Linked DNA regions of Homo sapiens: region 1 is linked to region 2. Evidence: chromatin loops called from intact Hi-C (ENCODE). Cell type or tissue: ascending aorta. All regions are shown on one strand. Links, peaks and the distances in the headings refer to the core of each region. The heading gives the core; the rest is flanking DNA.

Region 1 (5,548 bases), core at 151-5,150, 500 kb after region 2:
TAAAATACTTGATGCATATTGAGAAATCAACACATTTATTGTTATTATTTAGTCTGTTGCTATTATTTAGTCTGAAGAGGCAGCATTTAGCCAGATATGATTGAAAAGTTTGAGGGACTCTGGGCATATGGATGACAGAATGGCAGAGCATAGACTTTGTAGGAAGAGAGGCCAGACTGGATCCAAGAGGATCCTTTCGATGGCTAGTTATGATTGCAGAGAAATCTAGGGGACATTTCAAAGATATTTTAATCATGTTCTGGACCCACTCTCCCTTTGCATATATGTTGAAGCCTGCCCCTCCTTTCCAAATAGTCTTCTTGATTTCATGTTGATAATTTCAGTTCAACTTATTCTTAGTATGTAATTAGACCAGCCTATCAGGACTCTTGGTAGGTAGTGATGGTGGTAAGAACGCGTTTGTTTGTGTCCCTTTTTATAGCATATTTACATGGGTGAAATTAGATTAAAATGGATGTCAGATTATGACTCGAGGGAGAAAATGAGTCAGCAGTAGGCAGCATGGAGCTGAAGGGATGTTGCTTAAGAAAAAACTATTTGTGTTGGTTATACTGGGATTGAGCAATTATTTGAATAGAATGATAAAAATAATTCCTTGAATTTCACAATTATATAGCACTTCATTATTTCTAAATCTTGTTAATACCATTGTTTAGAAAGTTTTCAACCTCCCTCTGTTATTTCCCTAGGTCATTGTAAGGAACTTGGGGGAGGCAAAGGATAGCTCACCCCGGAAGCAGCCTTTATTTATTTGTTATCAGTCTGTACTGGGGGAGACATGCATAATGATCATCTAAAAATATACTTTTTTCATTCATTAAACAAAGAAGTAAAAGTAATTTGATTTTTGCACAGTGACATGAAAGCTAGAGAAGGTCCTGGGAAATATGTAAAAAAAATTTTTTACCTTATAATTCTTTCCTGTAATTATGATCTGGCTATACTCATTAATTGTATGCTGTTGTTAACGTTAAATAACTAAAGTCCAATTTACTTTGTTAGGAGACATAGTGGAAACTATTAAGGAGATGGCCAGAAAAGATGTTTACTTCTGAGTGATTTAGGAATAGTCTGGTCATAAATGCTGTGTTTCTACATGGATTTGTGCACCTGTTCCTGCTTTGTTCTATTGACAGTTATTTAATATACATAACTGTAATTGTAGCTATTGAAAATCCACCTCAATAATGGGTTTTATGATTCTGGATATCAGTAGAGTTACCTTTACCTTCCTCTTCACATTTAGATATGTATGTGTATGTGGTTACCTATTCATTCTCCTAAAGAATGTTAATAAAGCTCTTAGAATGAAGAGCATATAGAGCTATTCAGTTAAGAACAACTGAATTGGAGATGATGCCTATCAGAGTTAAACTAAATATTTATCTTTTTCTCATGCTTCCTGCCCATTTTGCTTTTATGGATTGAATCCTGACGTGTTCATGAAATACAGCATCATTATTGTTTTAAGTTACTTGAGATTTTTTTCCGAAAGACAAATCGCTCTAAAATGACTAGTAGACAACTTGTCTAAACAACAACAAAAATAGTAAAAATATAACCTATAGTAGTTGTGAGCAGTCAGGTATAAGGGAGAGAGCTCATTAGTATTAACTATAGTGTCGTAACTTTTTAGTTCTTATTAAACTCTTCAATTAGTGAGATAGAATGAGTTAAAGAGAAGCAAGTCTGGTAGTTGGGAAGGGATGTGTCAGTATCCCTTGTCAATCATGTTTTAATTATTGCTTTAAAAATAGGCTTTTGCACAACAGGGTAACTATAGCCAACAATAAATTTATTGTACATTAAAAAATAACTAAAAGAGTGTAACTGGATTGTTTGTAACACAAAGGATCAGTGCCTGAAGTGATGGATCCCTCATTTACCCTGAAGTGATTATTATGCATAGTATGCCTGAATCAAGGCATCTCATGTACCCCATAAATATATATACCTACTACATACCCACAAACATTAAAAATAAAAACTTAAATAGGCTTTCATTCTGGAGGCTTGACATTTGACTACTAAATTTTATTTCAAGCCTGACATATTTTATGTGGAGAGTATTTTCTGTTCTAGATTTTGTTTCTAGATTGCATCTCATTATTTCCATCCAAAATTTTATGTGAATATAATAAAATATCAACAAAGGCATTTCCTTTATGTGCACATAGACTTATTTATGGATTTGATATGCACTATGTGAATAAACTGTGCATACTTTTATATTGATACATTTTAAAATGGATGCATTGGGGAAGATTATTTGGGGCCTTTAGTTTGGAAATCTATTAAGGAAACATTGTTTGAAAAGCATTATTTATGTTAAAAACAGGTTTGCAATGTCGAAACTTTTTATTGATTCAATAAGAATGTGTAGAATGACTATGATTTTCTGGGTGCTGGGGCTATAGTAGTATACACAAAGTTACAAAGTTTATTTTCTCAAGAAGTTTACATTCTAGTGGGCATATGCGGCAATAAATACGTTTATTTCTAAATGTATACACTTACCCACATATACAGAGATGAAATGCATTAGGTGATGATAAGAGCTAAGGAGAAAAATAATGCATGGAAGGGGATGGAGAGTGTTCATGTGTGTGGTATGTTTTGTGGGGTGGTATGACGGAGAGGTGGGGAGAGAAGGAGAGAAAGCTTGTTCTTCTTCCACCTTATCTGGCATTGCTCTTGGCATATGCTTGCTGTGTCTTGTTACTTTCAAATGCAGGCCAATTAAGTCATAGTTTCTGACAGTATCTGGAAATAAATGCTACATTTGCTTCCCAAAATGTGACTCAGCAGGAAAAAGCTATGCCATGTGTATGCATGACAAGATTTTTACCTCCATGCCCCCTTTTAATATTATGATGATTTAATGAGCTTTAGTTGTAAATAATTGATAAGGCATGAGATGGATTGGATGTAATGAATTAAATGCCTCTCCATCTGGCTTAGAAAGAGATGCATAGTTTATATCTGTGTACACAACTGGATGACTGATATCCTTGTGAGGATATTTGTATGCCTTTGGCCACCACCTAGGAGGAAGCTCTTAAAGCTATTCTGTTGTTCTCCAAAATGGTCAAGGATAAAGTTTAACCTATGAGGGTTTTTCTTCTTTTTCTCTGTCTTCAGGTCCTGCATATATCTTTTCAGCCTGGAACTGAGAGTTAGATGAGTTAGCTAAACAGTCTTGATGGAATAGTCAGTACATAAAGGAGAGCTACTTTCTGCTCTTTGCCTCTTCTCCTTTGGGAGAGATTCGCTTTTTACCCCAAACTTAAACTCCTTGCTGATTGCAGAGAGTGCAGTAGCTGCTGTAGTTTGTCATGTGTTCTGGAAGCCTGACTTGGTCTAGAGCCGCACTCTCAAGGCAAGGACTGGGTAAAATGACTGCTTCAAAAACGTGGGCTTCTAACACAAGATTAAAAACATTCATAGGAATTTGAGCTGTTGGATCTTGGCAAAAATGAAAAACAATGAGACATTTGATGCATTTAGAGTATATGAATAGAAAAACAGACAATAGATTAAAATCAACATTATACAAAAAAATCTCTCGATGATTTTCTCAATTAAAATTTAAGAACATGACTTGTCTACACTGGGTTTATTAACTTAATCTATATGTAAGCAATATCTTTCAGAAGAAAAAAAGAAAGAGAAGCATCTTCTTTTGTAAATTTCCAGATGCCTTTATGGTTGTATTGTGTTCTGCAAAGCAATGGTAACAACATGTATTTTGTTGTTTTTCTGCTCTAGTCCTACCTACATGATTCTTTCAATGGTGATTCAAAGTGTAAGCTATTGTTGTTTCAAATCTGTGCTGATTCATTTACATTTTATGCAGAGGTGTCATCTCAAAACATACCTATTTTCCCTTGTGCAGCAACTTGAATAGAGCTATTGTGGCAAACTGAGCTCCTGAATAAACAAGTAATGCTTCTTGGGATGCTGGTTAGGCAAGTACTTCTTGATTTGTTACTAGGAAGAGACTCCTGACAGCTGCTTTAGCACCTGCCTGCGGCTCAGCTGCTCAGCCACATGCTCCCAAAGGTACCAGCAGCAGAAATTCTCCTATGAAAATGTGTCAACTGAAACGCTTATAATTTCACTCTGAAATAACCTTTTAAGACTGGATCTGCTTTTCAATCACCTCAACTCAATTCTTTTAATATTTATTGAGGGACTTGTATAGCCCAGACATCTTTGGCATGTGCTGGGTATGAAAACATGTCTAAGGCCCTGCCACTATCTTTCTGGAACTCACCGTCTCTATTAGTCTGTTCTCACACTGCTATAAAGAAATACCTGAAACTGGGTAATTTATAAAGACAAGAGTCTTAACTGGCTCACACTTCTGCAGGCTCTATAGGCTGGGGAGGCCTCAGGAAACTTACAATCATGGCAGAAGGCGAATGGGAAGGAGGCATGTTTTACGTGGCTGGAGGAGGAGCAAGAGAGCAAAGGGGAAGTGCTACACAGTTTTAACAACCAGATCTCGTGAGAACTCACTATCACAAGGATAGCAAGGGGAAAATCTGCCCCCATGATCCAGTCACCTCCTATCAGTCCCCTCCTCCAACACTGGGGATTACGATTCAATGTGAGGTTTGGGCGGGGACACAAATCCAAACCATATCACCATCTTTTAAGATCTCAACAACACTATATTCAGGATGAAGTGAATGTTAATCTGGGAGAAGCCATTTATAATTTTGGTAAAACTTAGATGGTAGAAAACATATTTTACCATTCAACCATGTGAGAAAGATCAGCCAAGTCTTTGTTGACCTTTGATTTTGAAGGATATTTTTGTCAGCCTATAAAAAGTTAACAAAAAAGCTTTGCTTTTCTCTAATTAGTTTGAACCTGCTATTCAATATCAACTCTAAATGGGAATTGCAGGTGAGTAATTGTGGGTGACTGTAACTATTTTTCAGACGATTCCTACATGCATTTTAAATACGAGGGTCTAGTCATACACGAACACAACCAAACTTGATTGAGGACACGTCCGCTAGTAGGACTGTCTTTTTTTTTTTTTTTTTTTTTTTTTTTTTTTGAGACAGAGTCTCGCTTTGTTCCCCAGGCTGGAGTGCAGTGGCGCGATCTCTGCTCACTGCAAGCTCTGCCTCCCGGGTTCATGCCATTCTCCTGCCTCATCCTCCCAAGTAGCTGGGACTACAGGCACCCGCCACCACGCCTGGCTAATTTTTTGTATTTTTAGTAGAGATGGGGTTTCACCGTGTTAGCCAGGATGGTCTTGATCTCCTGAACTCGTGATGCGCCCTCCTCGATGTCCCAAAGTGCTGGGATTACAGGCATGAGCCACCACGCCCAGCCAGGACTATCTTTAACTTCCCCACACTTTCACTTCCCGCATCCCATAGTGCCACTGATCACACGTGTTGGTCTGCATATTCATCTCTTCCATTCAGTTTTCAGCCAGGGCTGTGCCATTCATTTCTTGCATACCTTTTGCATAGTGAGGTATATATGGGAATCTGCATACAAATGC
Region 2 (5,548 bases), core at 142-5,141:
CACCTTTCTTGCCTCATATAGGTGTTCACAAGGGAATAAAACGTGTAAGATGTTTTGACAGGCGCAGAGAGGCGTGAGACACAAATGCAAAACCAAGATAGAGTGAACAGGGGTTATATTAATTGAATCCATATTTCCAAGGTAATGTATCAAATCAGCTTTCATTGCTCACGACATCTGTGTTCTACACATGCTTGGCAGAGTTGAGCGGATTAAATTGGAAATGTAGGTGTGCTTGGTTCTAATTTCATCCTTGCTGAGTTCAGCGTGGTTTGGTGGAAAGAATGCCATATTGGGAGCCTGGAGCTCGGGGTTCTCATCCCAACGTGGCTCCTGACTCTGACTCACGGAGTGACCTTGAGCAGCTTGCTTCCACGTTTGACAGTTTTTACCACGTAAAAAAAGGAGTTACTTTTTGGAAATGTTGTGAGGGTAAAATATTCTGTGAAAACCTTTGAAAAAATATAAATTGCTGTATAGTTCAAGCTCCGATTATTTGCTCTGTATCTTTCCCTGTGAAATTGGAATAATAACACAAGGGCAAGTCTGTTTGGATTAATTCAAACATCCAAAACGTATTTTGCTGGAAATACCCTCCAAAGGCCCACAGCACCTGGCAGCGGTTGGGATGCTTTTTTAGTGGCCGCTTTAACCTCTGGCATGGGCTACTGCAGGGTCCGCCCTGCTGCCCCAGGGCCATGGGCCACTGAGGGCTGGCCCTCTGAAATATGTCTTGAGGACAGCCAGTCCTAGGGTAGTTGCAGGAAGTCGGTAGGGAATAAAAGAGGGTTTTCTTTTACGGCCCTGATGGTAACACCTCAAACATTTCTTAAATTCTGGGAGACGAGAGAGTCCATCAGTGGCTCTGCAGCAGCATGTTCTCTCTGCCTTCCCAGGCGGGAGGACGCTTGAATCAAGGGTCTATCTGTAGATTCCTTTTAGTTTCTCTACTAAGGGGACTATAAAGGCTTTGTTACCAACAAACCAACATAATAGGATATTTCCAAAGAAGGGATTGTCCCGTGTAGTAGAAGGATGATGAGGAACAAATGGGAAAGGGCTACCGTGAACAAGTATGAAAAGGTAGAGATTTCCAGGCAGGAGTAAGAAGTCAAATGAGAGAAAAATACTCTAGAAGCTTCTGTGTTCTCCCAGAGCCCCTGAGATTGGTAGAATAGGAAGTTCCCTGATCCCTGGTTACAAATCAGGAAGTAGAGAGACAGGAAGGCTCGGATACGGCAATGGAGCCAACACCTTAGACTCCAGCCTAATCCTGCCATGTCAGACCAGAGTCTGAGGTGCAGACCACACTACAGTCTGGAGGGCAGATGGCAGTGCTGCTCTACCTGCCCCAGAAAGCCCAGCAGCACCATCTGTCTCTGAAGTCTTCACCATTATTTAAATTATGATGTATTTTAGACTCACCAGGAGGTATAAAGAACAATATATTAAACATCCACGTATACCCACTAGCCAGCTTAAGACATAACCTACCATCTGATTTTTAAAAAACGAAACAATGCAGAGTGAACAGAGGTTATATTAATTGAATCCATATTTCTAAGGTAATAAATCAGCTTTTCCTTGCTCATACATCTGTGCTGCACACATGCTTGGCAGAGTGGAGGATTATGTATTGAGGAGTATGTATCGGAAGTCCCACATGTGTCCCTTCCTCCCCTGCAGAAAGCACAGCAGTCCTGAATTTGGGACTTCATTTGCCTATACTTTGAGCATATGTGTCAGTAGACAATCTAGATGATTGTTTCCGGTTTTGAAACTTTAGATAAGTAGCTTACTCTCCATGTCTTTCTGGACATGTTCTTCATGTTCTTTCATGTTCTTCATGTTCACCTTGTCTTCATTTGTGCAAGTGAGGATTAACCCGTCTGTCTTTCCTTCTTGGGCAGGGGGTGGGGATGGAAGGGTTGAGGGAACAGTTTCCAAGGGTGGTGTAGTCAGCTGCATGTGAAGAATAGTTTTATTTAAGACTCAGTGCAGAATTACTCCTTCTCCACGATAATTTAAAGTTCCCCTCTTTGTAAAACAACTCCTACGGGTGACAGGAGGGAGGCGGAGTGTGGGAGTTGGCAGAGCAGTGAGGAGCTGGCAGGGAGGCCTCCATCAGGCAGGGTGCCAGCGTCAGCATTGACAACCATACTTCTCTCCTGTAGTGAAGCCCACGTTTATTGGGACCCAGGTCTTTGAAGACTATGACCTGCAGAAGCTGGTGGACTACATTGACTGGAAGCCTTTCTTTGATGTCTGGCAGCTCCGGGGCAAGTACCCGAATCGAGGCTTTCCCAAGATATTTAACGACAAAACAGTAGGTTAGTGCAGTAAGTCCTTCCTTTCTGCCTCTGATATTCAAGCTGTGGGATTGTGACTTTGAAGACCGGAATCGGTGAGGAGCAGTGGATTTGGATTGTGCAGATTACGGCTGCTTTCATATTGCTCACCTGCCCAACTTTTTAATGGTTTTCAATCTGCTAGATTGGTCCTTATTGCATCAACTAAATTTGGTATTTACTTTATTCTTTCAATAAATGTTTATTGACATCAGTTACATGCTGAGCACTAGGGATAAATGGAAGACAATATAATCCCTGCTGTCTAGCACCTGACTAGCTGGCACATCCAATAGTAATGGGCCCTGCCTGGGCTCCTGTGGACATAAGAGGAGATAGAGCTCAGACTGGGAGGTCAGGGCAGGCTTCCTGGACAAGGTGGTGTTCGAACTGTTTTTGACGATTCAGTGGGAGTTGCCGTGGCTGGGACTGTGGATGTGATATGGTGTTGAAGAAAAGGTCATTCCAGGTAGAGGAGACAGTGTGAGAAGGCACAGGCACATGTGCCTATTTGGGGAACTGCAAGGAGCCCATTGTGCTTGGAGCATTGGGGAGGGAATGGGGATTTAGGGTGATAAACTAGAGAAGTAAGTGAGGTGTTAAATTACTACCCCCACTTCTCACTTCTAGCCTTACCCCAGAATCCACCGACAGAGACACGGAATCCAAATGCAAAGCCATTCAAAGGATCAGGTAGTAGCCAGATCAGAGCAGCAGGGAGGGGTAGACTCACAGAAGCATGGGATTAGGGCTGAGAGGAGCCTAGAAACCAGCCTTTTGCCAAGTTTCCCACGGGGGGGCGTGCCTGGGTGTGCGTGTTCGGATGCTGAGACTCAGGAACTCTCAGGTAGTCAGGAACGTGGTGATGAGCAAGGGGCTTCTTAGTGTGCTGCCCCTGAATCATCACAGGTGAGCTGTCCAGGGGCCGTGGGACAGGCTTCTCACCATGGGCAGGGTGGCCGAGTCTCACGGAAACCGAGATGGTGTCCTCGGAGGCTGGCTCCCACTGCAGGTCCGGGAGCAGGCCAGCCCAGGTGCAGCATTGAAGCCACATGTGAGGATTTGGGCCACACTTCACCCCTTACCACTAACGTTCCCTGTACACATACAATTCCACTGACTTCACAGCGACCTCTGGGGGACGGGGCCTGTGCCTTATATTCACCATGCTTTGTATTCTGTGGTGTCTGGGCCTGGACGCATACAGTGAGGATTTACCGAGTCTGAGTGCATAGGGTGAGGATGTAGCTGTCCTTGTTTAACTCTTCATGGTACTGTTGAAGGCCCCAAATTGAAGAATCCCTTCAGAGGTTGTTACGGTCAAAATGTCAATCGTTACGAATTATATTGTAGTTGGGATTAAAAGCACCACGGAATACGAGGCACAGGTCGCGTCTCCCAGAGGTCACTGCAAAGTCAGTGGAGTTGTATGTGCACGAGGAATGTCAGTGAGGAATGTGGCCTGCTCTTTCTCATCCTCTCTGACAGAATGCTTTGGGGAGCCACAGCTTTGGCTCTCTGCTTTTTGTCCAGTGGAAAACTTGAGTGGCTTGAACTGGGAGAAGCAGACTGTGGGAGCTGCACTTAGCAGGAGCCGCAAAGCCCTGGCTGTTCCACTTTAAGCTGGGTCAGTGGCAAACACCAGAAAGCATTTGAGGAAAATGGAGAAGCCTGAAGAGGGAAGGTGACTGAGGAGGGGTAATGGCTTTTAAAAGAAGCATTGTTTGATGGTTATTTTTGGCATCTTTAAGTGAATTCTAATTCTGTTTTTCTAATAGGTGGAGAGGCCAGGAAGGTCTACGATGATGCCCACAATATGCTGAACACACTGATTAGTCAAAAGAAACTCCGGGCCCGGGGTGTGGTTGGGTTCTGGCCAGCACAGAGTATCCAAGACGACATTCACCTGTACGCAGAGGCTGCTGTGCCCCAGGCTGCAGAGCCCATAGCCACCTTCTATGGGTTAAGGCAACAGGTATGGAAGGTGTACTGACAGCCAGCACACCGCTTTCGCTTGTGAGTTTAAGCACTACACAAAAGAGCTTTGCATAAATGAGGGTCTGCTTCACCTCCTCCCAAATGACCAATCACATGCCCAAGAAGTGACCAGTCACACGCCCAAGCCCAAGCCATCTGTGAGGACGAGGGAGAGAAGGCGCCACCATGGGTGTCAGAGGCAGGACCACTCAGCAGGAGTGAGGCGTTTAATATTGTGTTCCATGGATGGGCGAGGACCATTGCTGCTGTCTCAGGTGGTCACGTGTCAGGATCTCAGTCTTCTTAGCTTCTGAAGAAAGAGAACACTCACTTGTTCAAAAACGTAGGTTAATATCTATGCATATTATTAAAATAGACTGTCAGGTGGCTTCCCTTGAAAGGGGAAGACAGGTGGAAACAAACATTTGCAGAATGTATACCAGGTGCCAGGTGCATAGTAAGGTGCTTGATGGTCATGCTTTTAATTTCCACACAGCCGTGTGAGGCAGTTTAAGTTTGTGTTTTACAGAGAAGATGAAGGATGATGGAGATTGTGCTGGGCCCCCCAATATAGAGAGGAGAGCCCAGCCTGTACATATCCCCAGTGGCCGTTCTTTGACTGTGCTGGCTTTTTTTCTTTCGAGTGACGAGAACAGACTCTTCTCAGCAACTTGTCTCTCATCCCCCCCACCTTTGAAAAGGCAAATATCATATGCATGTCCCTTTAGCTGCTGTAAAAAAGAGTGTCTTAATCAAGAATTGGAACCAGAATTCACCAGAGTCATTAACAAATTTAATAATTTGCAGAAAATTACTCTGTTTTACTGCCATTTTCAGTCGTTCAGAAATAATAATGTTGGCTGGGCACAGTGGCTCACACCTGTAATCCCAGCACTTTGAGAGGCCAAGGTGGGAGGATTGCTTGAGCCTAGGAGTTTGAGACTAGCCCCGGCAAGATGGCAAGACCCTGTCTCTACAAAACAAATTTAAAAATGAGCCGTGCACTGGGGAGTGCAGGCCTGTACTTCTTCAGCCAGCTACTCGGGAGGATGAGGCGGGAGGATCACTTGAGCCTAGGAGATCGAGGCTGCAGTAAGCCATGATCATGCCACTGTATTCCAACCTGGGCAACAGAGTGAGACCCTGTCTCTAAAAAACAAACAAAAAAGATAGTGGCGCATTTTAATCCCAACCACAATATAATTCATAATCATCCATATTTT

What was found. Hi-C counts contacts between places; a loop is a spot of excess contacts. Peaks named below come from ENCODE experiments on the same cell type or tissue, not always from the same donor. Only the 100,000 strongest peaks of a DNase experiment are listed, where the experiment ranks them.
Region 1: it touches region 2 in a loop (4-fold over the local background); 6 of 110 quality-filtered maps call a loop at or near these places.

Annotation. Positions count from the first base shown.
Region 1 is chr1:237,390,473-237,396,020 of GRCh38, forward strand. The region is part of intron 10 of RYR2 (ryanodine receptor 2); the gene reads left to right. Among named protein-coding and RNA genes, the nearest start is that of MIR4428, 78 kb to the right of the region's middle. In ascending aorta, for the core only: no CTCF peak of the experiment used is centred there; no DNase peak of the experiment used is centred there.
Region 2 is chr1:236,887,007-236,892,554 of GRCh38, forward strand. MTR (5-methyltetrahydrofolate-homocysteine methyltransferase) reads left to right here. Exons shown (of 33, transcript NM_000254.3): 28 at 2,175-2,330; 29 at 4,127-4,323. Among named protein-coding and RNA genes, the nearest start is that of MTR, 94 kb to the left of the region's middle. In ascending aorta, for the core only: no CTCF peak of the experiment used is centred there; a DNase peak (open chromatin) is centred at 2,124.